Regions from separate parts of the Homo sapiens genome. Here region 2 is linked to region 1. A link is a contact called in ENCODE Hi-C data. All regions are on one chromosome and are shown on one strand. The core of a region is the stretch at or near the end of the contact, and the rest is flanking DNA. Distances in the headings are between cores, read along the strand shown.

The links. A loop is a pair of places that touch in the nucleus more often than their neighbours do. Pooled maps may share reads with other maps.
Region 2: a map of CD8-positive, alpha-beta T cell shows a loop between it and region 1 (7-fold over the local background). The contact joins the promoter of DHX37 here to the promoter of RAN in region 1. A Hi-C loop is called at or near these places in 1 of 168 maps with a recorded cell type or tissue (CD8-positive, alpha-beta T cell), 5 of 37 single-sample maps with no recorded cell type and 9 of 50 pooled maps.

What each region holds. Positions count from the first base shown.
Region 1 is chr12:130,868,123-130,876,005 of GRCh38, forward strand. It overlaps RAN (RAN, member RAS oncogene family), which reads left to right and starts at 3,944. Exons shown (of 7, transcript NM_006325.5): 1 at 3,944-4,004; 2 at 4,462-4,507; 3 at 4,714-4,798; 4 at 4,881-5,006; 5 at 6,424-6,611; 6 at 7,490-7,660; 7 at 7,760-7,883. The coding sequence starts at 4,472. The coding sequence ends at 7,804. It also overlaps the pseudogene RNU6-1077P. RefSeq lists enhancers at 2,984-3,745, 3,169-3,248, 3,746-4,507, 5,736-5,805 and silencers at 3,529-3,988, 4,059-4,198, 4,249-4,458.
Region 2 is chr12:124,984,562-124,992,444 of GRCh38, forward strand. DHX37 (DEAH-box helicase 37) reads right to left here and starts at 4,570. Exons shown (of 27, transcript NM_032656.4): 1 at 4,356-4,570; 2 at 1,535-1,704. The coding sequence starts at 4,461. RefSeq lists enhancers at 2,490-3,033, 7,654-7,883 and a silencer at 4,274-4,483.

The DNA of each region.
Region 1 (7,883 bases), core at 2,694-5,193:
CTTGGGGGAAAAAAAATACTCAGCCGGGCGCGGTGGCTCATGCCTATAATCCCAGCGCTTTGGGAGGCCGAGGCAGGCAGATCACGAGGTCAAGAGACCGAGACCATCCTGACCAACATGGTACATCGTGAAACCCCGCCTCTACTAAAAATTCAAAAATTAGGTGGGTATGGTGGCGTGCGCCTGTAGTCCCAGCTACTCAGGAGGCTGAAGCAGGAGAATGCCAGAACTCGGGAGGTGGAGATTGCAGTGAGCCAAGATCATGCCAGTGCACTCCAGCCTGGCAACAGAGAGAGATTCTGTCTCAAAAAAACCAAAAAAAAACTCTGCAAAAAGTGTCAAGGTCATGAAAGATAAAGAAAGGCTGAAGGACTTGTAGATGGAAATAGACTAAGGAGGCTGACAAGCAAACGTTCCATGCAATCCCGGACTGGATCCTAAACCAGGCAAATGGTGTTAGTGAGACATCTGACAGTTAAGGGTCGAGATTAGATAATCAAATTAGAGCAATGTTAACTGCCTGATTTTGATAAGTGTACAGTGGTTATGTAACAGAATGTCCTTGGTTTTAAGAACTGCACATCAAAGGGCATCCTGTTTGCCACTTACCTCAAACATTTCAGAGAAAAAAAGTCATATATATACACACACACCTAATTACGTCTTTATAAAATCACATATAGGTATATAGGTGAGATCAGCTGGGGCAACATAGTGAGACCCCATTGCTACAATAAAATAAATAAAAAATTAGCTGGGCCTGGTGGCACATGCCTGTAGTCCCAGCTACTAAGCAGGCTGAGGTGGGAGGATCACTTGAGCCCAGGAGTTCCAGGCTGCAGTAAGCCACTATGCTCCAGCCTGTGTGACAGAGACCCTGTCTCTAAAAAAAAAACTAGAGACTAAGGAGGCCTGAGAAACAAGTTAAAAGCGTAACATGCAATCCTCGACTGGATTCTTGTAGGGGAAAAAACGCCAAAAGGTATAAACACTGATGTTCTCATCACCCAGAATTATACAAATGGTTAATATATTGTCACCTTGCTTTGATTACCATTTTTAAAATTAATTTTCTTTCTTGTTTTTTTTTTAGAGACATGGGTTTCACCATGTTGCCCAGGCTGGTCCTAAACTCCTGAGCTCAAGTGATCCATCTGCCTTGGCCTCCCAAAGTGCTCGGATTACAGGCGTGAGTCACTGCACCCAGCCTGATTAGATGGAGTTTTGCTCTGTCGCCCACGCTGGAGTGCAGTGGTGCGATCTCTGCTCACTGTAAGCTCCACCTCCCGGGTTCACGCCATTCTCCTGCCTCAGCCTCCCGAGTAGCTGGGACTACAGGCACCCGCCACCACGCCCAGCTAATTTTTTGTATTTTTAGTAGAGACGGGGTTTCACCGGTTTAGCCAGGATGGTCTCGATCTCCTGACCTCGTGATCTGCCCGCCTTGGCCTCCCAAAGTGCTGGGATTACAGGCGTGAGCCACCGTGCCCGGCCCTGATTACCATTTTTTAAAAAAGAAATGGAACATTGCAGGTAAGGTTAAACTCTTCTATGACCTCTCTCCGCAGTTCCTGGGTGACAAGAGCGAGAATCTGTCTCAAAAAAAAAAAAAAAAAAAAAAGAAGAAGAAAAAAAATTGTCATCCTTGCGCAGGGGCCATGCTAATCTTCTCCGTATCATTCCAATTTTGGTATACGTGCTGCCAAAGTGACCACTCGATTACCTATTCCAATATAATGAAACCCTGTTTCTACTAAAAATAAAAATAAGATAAAAATAAAAAAAATAGCTGGGTGTTGTGGCGCATGCCTGTAATCCCAGCTACTCAGGAGGCTGAGGCAGGAGAATCACTTGAACCTGGGAGGCGGAAGTTGCAATGAGCCGAGATCGCACCACTGCACTCCAGCCTGAGCGAGAGTGAGGCTGTCTCAAAAAAAAAAAAAAAAGGAAATAGAACATTGCAGGTAAAGTTAAAGTCTTCTTTGACTCCTCTTCTCAGTTCCATCACACTCCTTTCTACCCTTTCTTGAAGCAATAACCATCAGGATATGGTATATAGATCCTTGCAGTCAATTAAAAAAAACAACAAAATACATATATCCAATAGCCAATATGCTTTTGTTTTATGTGTATTTGTAAAAAATATACATAAATGACATTATACTATATATATAATCCCTCTAGATAAAGTTACATATAGTGTTAGGTTTTATGTATTAATTTTTGAAAACAGGGTCTTGCTCTGTCTCCCAGGCTGGAGTGCAATGGTGAGATCATTGCCCATTGCAGCCTGTAACTCCTGGGTTTAAGGGATCCTCCTACCTCGGACTCCCAAAGTGCTGGGATTACAGGTGGCCTAGACTTTATAAAGCTGTTATCACCTCTTTCTTCTTTTCTCAACACTATCCTTTTGACATCTATCTAACCCTGTTGAAACAGATGACCGTCATTCCTTTTAAATGTTATACAGTATTAAATGTTGTGCACATGCGTGAGGCATGAGTTTAACTCTGGGGCCTCTCCCTAGAAATGGAAATCCGGGGTCACAAGCAATGGGCATTCCCGTTTTACTGTTAGATTCTGCTCTCCCGCCAGCAGCGTCTGAGAGGTGCTTGGGGTTCCCCTGAGGGTTCTGGGGGAGCTCGGACTTGCGTTCCCAGCAGGCCGGTTGTCGCCTGCTTTGTGCCTAATTTGCGTCACTGGGGTTCCTAGCGGACTCGCCTGCAAGTGTGCTCAGGACTGCAGGGAGGACTCTTCGGTCACTGCGGCTCTCTCCCCATGGTGGACTCTTCTGAGGCGCTTGACTGCGCTGATTTGGGCCTTTATCTGTCTGCATGTCGGCAGGGGCGCCCAGGAAGTCGGGTCCCTCTAGCTCAAGCTTGTTTGGGCTCTTACAGCTTCAGGCCAACAGGGGGCTGGGAAGCTGAGCACTTACTCATTCCGTCCCCGTTGGTAACTAGGGCTGGTAGACGCGTCCAGACTGCAAACAGTATTTCATCATTTTGTCTGTAGCATGCAGCGGCCAAAGCTGCCAACCTATGAAACGCTTTGAGAAGCCGGACGCTTTGGGAGGCCGAGGCGGGTGGATCCCCTGAGGCCAGCCTGGGAGACATAGTTAGATTCTGTCTCTCAAAAAAATTTTTAAAAAATTACCCCTGATGTGGTGCGCGCCTGTAGTCCCAGCTACTCGGGAGGCTGAGGCGGGAGGATCGCCCGAGCCTGAGAGTTCGAGACCAGCCTGGGCAACGTAGCGAGACTCCGTCTCTTAAAAAAAATAAGTAGCCGTTTTTCTGGGTGGGTGCATCCCTCTCTGGTTCCTCGCTCTCCAACTGGCCCTGGTCCTGGGGGCGTGAAGGCTACGATCTGGAGAGACAGAACAGCGGGCTGCCTCTGGAGGACGGGCCTAGACCCCATTCATTCATTCATTCGTTCTGTCACCCACCCGTCCTGCGCGCACGCGAGCCACCCTAAGCCCCAGGACCTCAAGAACCCCCACCCCACGGGGCACAGACAAGGACAGGCTGGCCAGCGCCTGGAAGCCGCGTGCCTGACCACGTCTGCCCGAGCGAGTACCGCCTCCCACCCGGGAGGCAGGAGAGCCGCGACCGTCGGGCCGCGCCCAACGTCTCCCGCTCAGGGGCGCGCCGCCTCGCTTTCAGCGCATGCGCGCCCGGGAGCCCGCCCGGGGCGTCGGCGCACGCGGTCCCCACCGGCCGGCTTGCGTACGCGCTCCCGGCTCGCCCTCCCACGCGGTCCACCGCGCCTCCCGCCCCACCCTAAGCGCAGCGACCGCCCGAGCGGCCGACCGAACCGCGTTGCGTGCGTGCGCGCACGCGCGGGCCACGTGGGCGGGCGCCGCGCCGTTGCCCCGCCCCTTGCAACCCCGCCCCGCGCCGGCCCCGCCCCTGCTCTCGCGCCGGCGTCGGCTGCGTCTCCGGCGTTTGAATTGCGCTTCCGCCATCTTTCCAGCCTCAGTCGGACGGGCGCGGAGACGCTTCTGGAAGGTATCGCGACCCGGCGGGCCCGGCACGGCCGGGCGGGGACAGGGGTGGCGGCGGCGGGATAGGGGTCGGAGCCGGGGCCAGGGCCGGGGCGGGTGGCGGACCCAGGGGCAGCGGGCGGCTGAGTAGGTGGGTGGTGCGGGCCCGGCCGGGCCGGGGCAGGAGACGGGCGTGGGGTCGGCGCTAGCCCCCGCGAACCCCCGTTTCATCCTCCGCTCTCATCCCCGTCCCGGTCCCAGTCCCGTTCCCATCCCTACACCTCCGGCCGCCGTTCCCCGGGCCCCGCCGCCCCGGATGCCGGCCCCGCCCGCCGCCTTCCCGCTCCCAGGCCTGGCCGCCATGGCGCCGCGGGCGGGAGGCCTTTGTGGGGCGGGCACGTGGGGCGCTGGGGGCGCGGGAGCGGGGCCGCCATGGGCTGCGGGGCCGCGCGAGCGCTCGCCTCCGTCCTCTGCCTCCGCAGGAACGCCGCGATGGCTGCGCAGGGAGAGCCCCAGGTCCAGTTCAAAGTAGGTAACCCTGCGGGGCGGGAGGCGGCCGAGCCCGACCGCGTGCGACTCGCGGGTCCCTCCTCCTGGGGCCACGATGGCTGTAATGGGGCCCCGCATCCACATTCTTTGTTTTAAGTGAGCCTGTGGTGGTTAAAGTTCCGTGACTCTGGGATCTTGAGAGGTGAAGTGTTTAGGGTTTACTTCCAAAATGTGTTTTTCAACAGCTTGTATTGGTTGGTGATGGTGGTACTGGAAAAACGACCTTCGTGAAACGTCATTTGACTGGTGAATTTGAGAAGAAGTATGTAGGTATGTGCTGGAAAACCTTGCTTGTGGAAATATGTGAGAAATGGGTAAGTTCATCCACTCAATCGCATCGTTTCCGTTTCAGCCACCTTGGGTGTTGAGGTTCATCCCCTAGTGTTCCACACCAACAGAGGACCTATTAAGTTCAATGTATGGGACACAGCCGGCCAGGAGAAATTCGGTGGACTGAGAGATGGCTATTATATCCAAGGTAGGCATTTGTAACTTGCTGAACGGTTTTTGAGAGGTTTTGTGTACTTCAGTCTTCAAGGTTATAGAAAATCAGGTCTGTTCCAACAAATAGTGTCATTTTTGGGTTAAAAAAAGACAAGTGGACTTCGGGGAGTTGACCACCATTTTGGTGGCAGAGAAAATTTTATTAAAGTTGTGTCATTTGCATGCTGTGTCATGCTAGGCATGCTTTAGAAAAAACTATGACTTACACTGGGACTTATAAGTCATATTTAAAACAATAATAGGCTGTTAACAGCAGTTTCAGTATTTGGAAACTTAGGTTCATGTATGTATTTTGGTGTGGTGATCAATGAATGTTTTTACTGTATTAGAAAACAATAAACACCAGATACTAGACCAGAGGAGATAGGAGATCTTAACAAGTGTTATACAAGACTAGCTGATTTCTTGTTAAATTGTTTGTACTAAGTTGTGCAGAGTATTTTTCTCAAATAGTTTGATTTAAAAATTGCAAGGAAAATGTTCATTGTACCAAAAAGAGGAATCAAGAAAATACTCATCTCTCTTGGAACCTCACGTTGCCGATAACACATTATCTGGAATCATTCCATGCCTTTTGCTTTCCTTGAGCATGTACAAATAAACACAAGAATTTCCCCCAAAAGAATCCTTTAACCAAAAAGTTGTGGTTTCTTGCCTTGCTAACTGTACCATAGTTATTCCTGCAGGTGAATATATAGGCTTTATCTGGGTTATTTATTTATTTAATTTTTTTTTGAGACAGGGTTTCGCTCTGTTGCCCAACCTGGAGTGCAGCTTCCGCCTCCTAAGCTCAAGCCATCCTCTTACCTCAGCATCCTGAGTAGCTTGGACTATAGGCACGTGCCACTATGCCTGACTAATTTTTGTATTTTTTTGTAGAGATGGGGATTCACCATGTTGCCCATGCTGGTCTGGAACTCATGAGCTCAGGTGATCCACCCACCTCAGCCTCTCAAAGTGCTGGGATTACAGACGTGAGCCACATTGCTTGGCCTATCTGGATTTTTTAAGACAGGAATAATGTTTTCCAGTATAGCCAGCCATTTAAAGACCTTCTGAAGAATGTGTTTCCAGGCCCTACCCTCAGAATATGGCAGCTTGGTTATCCAGAATCTCATTTAGCATTAATTACTTCAGATACTTTTTTGGGATGAGGGGAGTATTAATGGTGAAGTATATCAGGGAGATTTGATAGGGTCAGCTCATCTCTCTTAGGAGGAATTGTGTATTAACATTTTTAGAATTGACAGAGACCTTGAAAGTGAGGGGAGAGATACAGGTGACTCGTTGAGGTCTAAGACTATAACTAGTTGAATCCTAGTCTCTGGTTCTTAGCATTCTTCACTTGTGCAGTAAACTGAGTGTACTAATTCCCACAAATGTTTCTTCAGCCCAGTGTGCCATCATAATGTTTGATGTAACATCGAGAGTTACTTACAAGAATGTGCCTAACTGGCATAGAGATCTGGTACGAGTGTGTGAAAACATCCCCATTGTGTTGTGTGGCAACAAAGTGGATATTAAGGACAGGAAAGTGAAGGCGAAATCCATTGTCTTCCACCGAAAGAAGAATCTTCAGGTGTGTAAAATTAAAACTTCCTGAGTTATTTCTCTTAGCGGAGATTATATGTAAGACCATGAAATTAACCAGTGTCTATTATATATGGAAATGATTTTTTTTTCCCCAAGACGGAGTCTTCCTCTGTCCCCCATGCTGGAGTGCAGTGTCGCAATCTTGGCTCACTGCGACCTCCGCCTCCCGGGTTCAAGCAGTTTTGTCTCAGCTCCCCTAGTAGCTGGATTACAGGTGTGTACCACCACGCCTGGCTAATTTTTGTACTTTTTTTTCTAGTAGAGACGGGGTTTCCACCATGTTGGTCAGGCTGATCTCCAACTCCTGACCTCAAGTGATCCACTTGCCTTGGCCTCCTAAAGGGCTGGGATTACAGGCATGAGCCACTGTGCCCGGCCGGAAATAATTTTGTCTTTTTTATACTACTGTTTTTAAAGAATGATAGAGATTGGGTTTCACTGTTGGCCCGGTTGGTCAGCTGAAATGTTTGTGTATTTATATATTTGTTGTTCGAGACAGGGTCTTGCTCTGTTGCCCAGGCAGGAGTGCAGTGGCATGAACATAGCTCACTGTAGCCCTGAACTCCTGGGCTCAAGCAATCCTCCCACCTCAGCCTTCTGAGTAGCTGGGCTCACAGGCACTCACCACCATGCCCACCTAATTTGTTTTTTTGTGGAGTTGGGGTCTTGCTCTGTTGCCCAGGCCTGATCGTGTACTATTGGCCTCAGGCAATCCCACCTCAGCCCCCGAAAGTGCTGGGATTACAGGCATGAGCCACCATGCCTTGCCAAGAATCTTAACATTTTCTTATCTTGCAATGTCCTAGAAAAATCGTCATCTTAATAATGAATTTTAAAAAGTAATTTTACCTTTCTTTTAAACAGTACTACGACATTTCTGCCAAAAGTAACTACAACTTTGAAAAGCCCTTCCTCTGGCTTGCTAGGAAGCTCATTGGAGACCCTAACTTGGAATTTGTTGCCATGCCTGCTCTCGCCCCACCAGAAGTTGTCATGGACCCAGCTTTGGCAGCACAGTATGAGCACGACTTAGAGGTATTGTGGCCACTTTGCTGTTCAGATTGTTCGGTTTGGCTTGTTTATTCCTGGCAGTTTTGATCTGGAGTGTTAACGTTTTTCCATCTCTTCGTCTAGGTTGCTCAGACAACTGCTCTCCCGGATGAGGATGATGACCTGTGAGAATGAAGCTGGAGCCCAGCGTCAGAAGTCTAGTTTTATAGGCAGCTGTCCTGTGATGTCAGCGGTGCAGCGTGTGTGC
Region 2 (7,883 bases), core at 3,320-5,819, 5.9 Mb before region 1:
AAAAATCCAGAAGGTAGGAAACTGTAAGACAAACAACAAATAAACTACAATGGGAAAAAAAAACAAGAAAAGGGTGAGGAGTATCCATGAAACAACAGGAAATTTAACCACTTGCTAGATGTTTGATATTAAAATAAAAGATTAGGTGTGCTAATGGTATTCTGGTCATTTTTAAAAGTCTCTACTTATAGAGATACAAATTGAAATATTTATGGATATAATGCTATGTATAGTGGGTTAAATGGCAGCCTCCCTCAAAGACGTGTTCGTATCCCAGAACTTGCGAACGTGACCCTATTTGGAAAAAGGTTTTGTAGATGTAATTACGTAATTACGTGAAGGATCTCAAGATGAGATGATCCTGAGTATCTGAGCGCGACCTAAATCCAATGAGAAGCGCCCTTCGAAGAGACACACGGAGGAAAGGCCGAGGGAAGAGGGAGGCAGAGATTGGAGTGACGCAGCCACAAGCCAAGGGAACGCCTGGAGCCGCCAGGAGCAGGAAGAGGCCAGGAATGACCCTCCCCTGAGCCCAGTGAGGAGCACCGCCCTGCCAATACCTTGATCTCGGACTTCTGGCCTCCTAAGCTGGGAAGGAACAAATTTCTATTGTCCTAAGCCCCTCAGTTTGTGGTCATTTGTATGACATCCCCAGGAAACTAGTACAGATTCACTGTATGTGGGATTTGCTTCAAAATGACCCAGAGGTGGGAAAGTGACCAGCAGTGGAGATAATCCAAGATTGACCAGGGGCTGATCAATGTTGGAGCTGGCGATGGGCACATGGGAGTTCATCATACTGTTCTCTTTACTCTTGCAAATGTTTGAATTTCCCTTGCAAATGTTTGAATTTCCCATGACAAACTTTTTTCCTCTATGAAAAAATTAAGGTTGGCTGGGCATGGTGGTTCACGCCTGTAATCCCAGCACTTTGGGAGGCCGAGGCGGGCGGATCACGAGGTCAGGATATCAAGATCATCCTGGCTAACATGATGAAACCCCGCCTCTACTAAAAATACAAAAAAAAAAAAAAAAAATAGCCTGACGTGGTGGCACGCGCCTGTAATCCCAGCTACACAGGAGGCTGAGGCAGGAGAATCACTTGATACCAGGAGAACCCAAGATCATTTCACTGCACTCCAGCCTGGGCAACAGAGCAAGACTCCATCTCAAAAAAAAAAAATTTTTTTAAGGTTTGGTAGAGCCAGAAAAGATGTCGGGGGTGGGGGAACAAAACAAAAAAGAAAAAAAAATTAAATTTAAATTAAAAAAAAAAAAAGAAGAAAAAACAAGGAAAAAAGTTTGACATTCTCCGGAACAGTTCAGTTCAGTTCCTCTGCCATAGTAGCTGCATTTCAAGTGCTCAACAGCAATATGTGGTTAGTGGCTACCGCACTGGACCATGCACTGGAATTTTCCTCATTCCAGAAAGTTCTATTAGTTGCACCACAGAGACACCCTCAGGAGGAGAGAGACCCCCCATCTCTCTCTATGCTGGAGAGCCACTTGCAGACCCTGCCCGAGTGGGGTGTACCTGGCTCTTTTTCTCCTTCTGTTCTAAGATTTTCTGCAGCACTTTCTTCTCCTTCTTGGTCAGAGGCTTCTTCTCCTTCTTCGACAGGGGAGGGGCTTTGGTCTTCTTTTTCTTCTTCCCCGGTAGAACGAGCGCGTTGCTTGCATCAACTCCCTTCAACGTGTCCTTGTCTGAGAGAGCACAGTTATTAAGTCCCCATTCTCCTTGAGGTAGCTCTGGTCCCGCCTCCCACAAGCCCCCTGACTTGCATGGGGGCCTCCTGAGTCTGCACACAGGAACAGGGGGATCTGTGAGCTCAAATCTATTTTCATAACAATACTATGATGTTCTCAAGGCTTGGCGCAGGGGCTCATGCCTGTAATCCCAGCACTTTGGGAGGCTGAGGCAGGTGGCTCACTTGAGGTCAGGAGTTCGAGACCAGCCTGGCCTATGTGGCGAAACCCTGTCTCTACTAAAAATACAAAAATTAGCCAGGTGTGGTGGTGGGTGCCTGCAATCCCAGCTATTTGGGAGGCTGAGACAGGAGAATCTCTTGAAACTGGGAGGTGGAGGTTGCAGTGAGCCGAGATCTTGCCACTGCACTCCAGCCTGGGCGACAGGGTGAGACTCCATCTCAAAAAAAAGAAAACCCCCCAAAAAATACTATGATTTTCTCTTTTTGTTTTTTTGAGACGGTGTCTCACTTTGTCCCCCAGACTAGAGTGCAGTGGCGCAATCTCAGCTCACTTCAACCTCCGCCTCCCAGGTTCCAGCAATTCTCCCGCCTCAGCCTCCCAAGTAGCTGGGATTACAGGCATGTACCACCACGCCCCAGCTAATTTTTGTATTTTTAGTAGAGACGGGGTTTTACCATCTTAGCCAGGCGGTCTCGAACTCCTGACCCCCAAGTGAGCCACCCGCCTCAGCCTCCCAAAGTGTTGGGATTACAGGCGTGAGCCACTGCACCCAGCCTGATGTTCTCCTAAGAGTGTACGGTGGGGCCGGGCGCGGTGGCGCACGCCTGCAATCCCAGCACTTTGGGAAAATCACCTGAGGCCAGGAGTTGGGGACCAGCCTGGCCAACATGGCAAAATCCCGTCTCTACAAAAAATACAAAAACTAGCCAGGTGTGATGGCATGCACCTATAATCCCAGCTACACAGGAGGCTGAGGCACGAGAACTGCTTGAACCCGGGAGGTGGAGGTTGCAGTGAGCAGAGATCACGCCACTGCACTCCAGCCTAGGCGACAGAGCAAGGCTCCATCTCAAATAAATAAATAAATAAAAGAAGGTAATCTGAGTCATGTTCTTATGAGATTCCTCTGGCCCCTGAGAAAGGCAGGGATACATGGAAATGTCCTGTTCTGATGTGAGAAACAACTTTCCCCAAATCTCTGGGTCTGAGAGACCTCAGCCCCTCTGCTCAGGTGGTCCAGTTCCAAGTGTCAGCCCAGTGTCTACGGCTGTCTTTGAGGTGCCATCCTGAATTGTCACTGCCATCATAACGGTTGTCACCTGTCCTGGGACACACCCCACCTCTGTAACCTTTCTTTACTTTTCAAAGCAACATATTTTCCCAAATTACCATCTCCAAAACTCTGATAGGAGGTAAGACGGCTACTACAGGTTAAATATCCCTTTCCAGAAATGCTAGGAACCAGACCTGTTTTAGCTTTAGGAACATCTGTATTCTATTCACTGGTTGAGCATCCCTAATCTAAAAATTTGAAATCTGGAATGCTCCAATGAGCATTTCCTTAAGTGTCATGTTGACACTCAAAAACTTTTGAATTTTGGAGTATTTTGGATTAAGGCTGCTCAACGTGTGCTACTGGTCCCATTCTGCAGATGTGAAAACGAAGGCACAGAGATGTTAGGGGATCTGCCTCAACTCCCAGCCTGTCTGTGGAACTTTTTTTTTTTTTTTTTTTTTTTTGAGATGGAGTCTCGCTCTCTCACCCAGGCTAGAGTACAGTGGTGCGATCTTGGCTCACTGCAACCTCCGTATCCTGGGTTCAAGCCATTCTCCTGCCTCAGCCTCCCAAGTAGCTGGGACTACAGGTGCCCACCACCACGCCTCCTCTGCTCTAAATGCTCCCATGGCTGCCCTCTCCCGTAGAGAAAAAGCCCCAGTCCTCGCCAAGACTGCAGTCCAGGCCCGACCTGCCCTGGCCCCCTGTTTTTTCTCTCATCTCCAGGCAGCCACTCAGGTCTCCTTCAGATCTTGACTCTAACAGAGTGATGTCTTCTCCAGCAACTCTATGGGATGCTGCAACCCACCCAATGGCCTCTTCTGTTTTATCTGCTCACTATAGCCGCATAAATTTCTATATGTTTATTCTTTGCCTGTCTCCTCCTATACAGCAGGTAAACTCAGGGATTTTCTAAAAATCTCCCTTTCTGCTATGTCTCCAGTGCCTAGAATAGTGCCTGGCATGTAATAAGGGCTACTCCTAAAAAGGGGTCTGAGAGAAATGTCAGCCAGCCTGGAGCTGAGCAGACAAGACTGGGCTGAAAATACACATTTGGGGGTCGCTGGAGATTATAAAGAGATTATAATCGAAGTCATGGGAAGGGATGGAACTACTCCTGTTTTTTTTGCCAAATTCTCCATGTTACTATTTGAGGGCGAGAGAAATCCCGGGTATTCCATATACACTGTTAAAACTAGGCTGTCACTAAGCCCCTCTCCTTTGGATCATCTGGAATGGGGGGACCCATTCCCCCATTCCAGATGATCCATCCCACCCCTCTGGGATCCCCACCCGAGAGTCCTGAAGGCAGGGCACAGGCCGCCCTGGGAAATCTCCGAAATCCAGCCCCGGTCCGGGGATGTCTTACCCTCCAGTTCCAGCTGCACGGGGGGCGGCTCGGGGGGGCCCTTCGAGGGTCCGGGGCCCGCCTGCTGGCGCCCCTTGATGTTGTAGCGCCGGCGCAGCTTCCCCATGGCGACTAGGCCAGGGTGGGCGCTCCAGCGGCCGGACCAGCAGAGCAATCCGAAACCCAGCCCACGTGGGTTCCCAGACCACCAACTCCGGCCGTGAGACTTCCGGGTTGTGTTATCGCGAGAACTGTAACTGACTTTGCCGCTGAGGGGCGGGGTTGCAAGAGAAACCCAGCGAAGAGGAGAGGCGGAGCCGGGCCGGGCAGGGGGCGGGACTATTTAGAGAAGTAGGCGGGGCCTGAGGTCCCAGCGGAGGCCGGAGTTTAAGTCCTGGGCTGTTCTCGCTTGGGGTAGTCTGGGTTTAAATATGAATTATATCTACTGATACTAATTTGGCTTCTTGGGAGTGGAAGTGTTTTGCCACCTTTTAAAATATACCCCGCCCCCAGTACTCCAAACTTCTTCCCCCCAACCCTGGTTTGCGCATCTGTATTTTCTGATATTCCTACAAGAAACGTATTAGTCGTGTACTTTTAAAAAGGCACCAAATATTTCCATCACAGGGATAGATGGAAGATCTAAAAGGAGGCCTCTACGGGCGCGGTGGCTCACGCCTGTAATCCCAGCACTTTTGGAGGCCGAGGCGGGCGGATCACGAGGTCAGGATTTCAAGACCAGCCTGGCCAAGATGGTGAAACCCCCGTCTCTACCAAAAATACAAAAAAAATTTAGCTAGGCCTGGTGGCAGGCGTCTGTAATCCCAGCTACTTGGGAGGCTGAGGCAGAGAATTGATTGAACCCGGGAGGTGGACGTTGCAGTGAGCCGAGACTGCACCACTGCACTTCAGCCTGGGCAACAGAGCTAGACTCTGTCTCAAAAAAAAAAAAATAAAGTTGTCTATTACATAACTTTAAATTCCCATTACCGCATCACATTGTAACACACTGGGAAACAATGCATTATTATTATTATTGAGACAAGGTCTGGCTTTGTTGCCCAGGCTGGAGTGTAGTGGAGCAATCTCGGCTCACTGCAACCTCTGCCTCCCGGGTTTAAACGATTCTCCTGCCTCAGCCTTCCGAGTAGCTGGGACTACAGGTGCCCGCCACCACCCCCAGCTAGTTTTTGTATTTTAGTAGAGACGGAGTTTCACCATGTTGGCCAGGCTGGTCTCAAACTCCTGACCTCGTGATCTGCCTGCCTGGGCCTCCCAAAGTGCTGGGATTACAGGCATGAGCCACCGCGCCCGACTTTTTTTTTTTTTTTTTTAAGAGATGAGATCTCGCCCTGTGGGCCAGGCCAGAGTGCAGTGGTGCAATCACCACTCGCTGCAGCCTTGACCTGTCCTCCCACCTCAGCCTCCTGAGTAGTTATGACTACAGGCACACACCACCACGACGGGCTAATTTTTCTATTTTTTTGTAGAGATGGTGTCTCCCTATGTTGCTTAGACTGGTCTCAAAATTCTGGGCTCAAGGGATCCGTTTGTCTCGGCCTCCCAAAGTGCCGGAATTACAGGCATAAGCCACTGTGAAGGCCTTAATGAATGACGTTTAAAAAAATCATAATTAGCGTATCAAATCTATGGGGTTTTTTGTTTGTTTGCTTGTTTTTGTTTTTTTGAGACAGAACTCTCCCTCTGACGCCCAGGCTGGAGTGTAGTGGAGCAGTCTCGGCTCACTGCAACCTCCACCTCTCGGGTTCAAGCGATTCTCCTGTCTCAGCCTTCCAAGTAGCTGGGATTACAGGCACCCACCAAGATGCCCATCTAATTTTTGTATTTTTAGTAGAGATGGGGTCTCACCATGTTGGCCAGGATGGTCTCAAACTCCTGACATCAAGTGATCGGCCCACCTTGGCCTCTCAAAATGATGAGATTACGGGCCTGAGCCACTGCACCCAGGCTCAAATCTGTGTTTTTATGGATTTTGTTGCTCAGGATGATAGTGATCTAAAGTTTCTTCTTTAAATATGTTTATTTAAATAAATTAAAAGTTTAAGAAACGTTTAAAAAATGTTAAGTAGGTAGTAGTACACTTGCCTATATTTCCTTCTAAAATATAATATATCAGTGAATTACCTTCCAGAAGGTATAGACCATTCTAGACAGCAAGAAGAAGGCAGATACATAACAGCATGGATGGATCTCACAAATATAAAGTTGAACAAAAGCTGGGCGTGGTGGCTCACGCCTGTAATTCCAGCACTTTGGGAGGCCAAGGCAGGCGGATCACCTGAGGTCAGGAGTTTGAGACCAGCCTGGCCAACATGGCGAAACCTGTCTCCACTAAAAATACAAACATTAGCCGGGTGTGGTGGCGCGTGCCTATAGTCCCAGCTACACGGAAGGCTGAGGCAGGAGAATCGCTTGAACCCCGGAGGCGGAGGTTGCAGTGAGCCGAGATCATGCCACTGCACTCCAGCCTGGGCAACAGAGCAAGACTCCGTCTCAAAAAATAAAAAATAAATAAAAAAAAAAGTTGAACAAAAGAAGCCAACCCCCAGAGTACTGTGTGGTTCATTTACATAAACTTCAAACACAGGCAAATGAATCCCCTAAATTTTAAGAGGAACATAGTGAATGGGAGGGGACAAAGGGAGGCTTCGTGGGGGAACTGGTAATGTTTCGTTTCTTGATTTGGGTGCTGGTTACCTTGGGTATTCAGTTTGTGAAAATTCATAAAAATTTATATGATTGTGTATTTTTCTGTATGTTATACCTTAATTAAAAAGTTTATTATTATTATTATTATTATCATTTTTTATAGAGATAGGTTTCACTATGTTGGCCAGGCTGGCCTCGAACTCCTGTGTTCAAGCAATCCTCCTGCCTTGGCCTCCCAAAACAAGCTTGTGCCACTACACCTGGCGTAAAAAAAGGTTTTTGTTTTGTTTTGTTTTGTTTTTGGGACGGAGTTTCACTCTTGTTGCCCAGGCTGGAGTGCAGTGGCTTAGTCTCGGCTCACTGCAACCTCCGCCTCCCAGGTTTAGGCGGTTGTCCTGCCTCAGCCTCCCGAGTAGCTGGGATCACAAGCAGGCACCACCATAACTGGCTCATTTTGGATTTTTTTTTTTTTTTTTTTTTTTTTTTGAGACGGAGTCTCGCTCTGTCGCCCAGGCTGGAGTGCAGTGGCACGATCTCGGCTCACTGCAACTTCCGCCTCCCGGGTTCACGCCATTCTTCTGCCTCAGGCTCTGAGTAGCTGGGACTACGGCGCCCGCCGCCACGCCCGGCTATTGTATTTTTAGTAGAGACGGGGTTTCACTGTGTTAGCCAGGATGGTCTCGATCTCCTGACCTCGTGATCCGCCCGCCTCGGCCTCCCAAATTGCTGACCTTGTGATCCGCCCGCCTCGGCCTCCCAAAGTGCTGGGATTACAGGCGTGAGCCACGGCGCCTGGCCTCATTTTGTATTTTTAGTAGAGACGGAGGGATTTCTCCATGTTGGTCAAGCTGGTCTCGAACTCCCGACCTCAGGTCACCC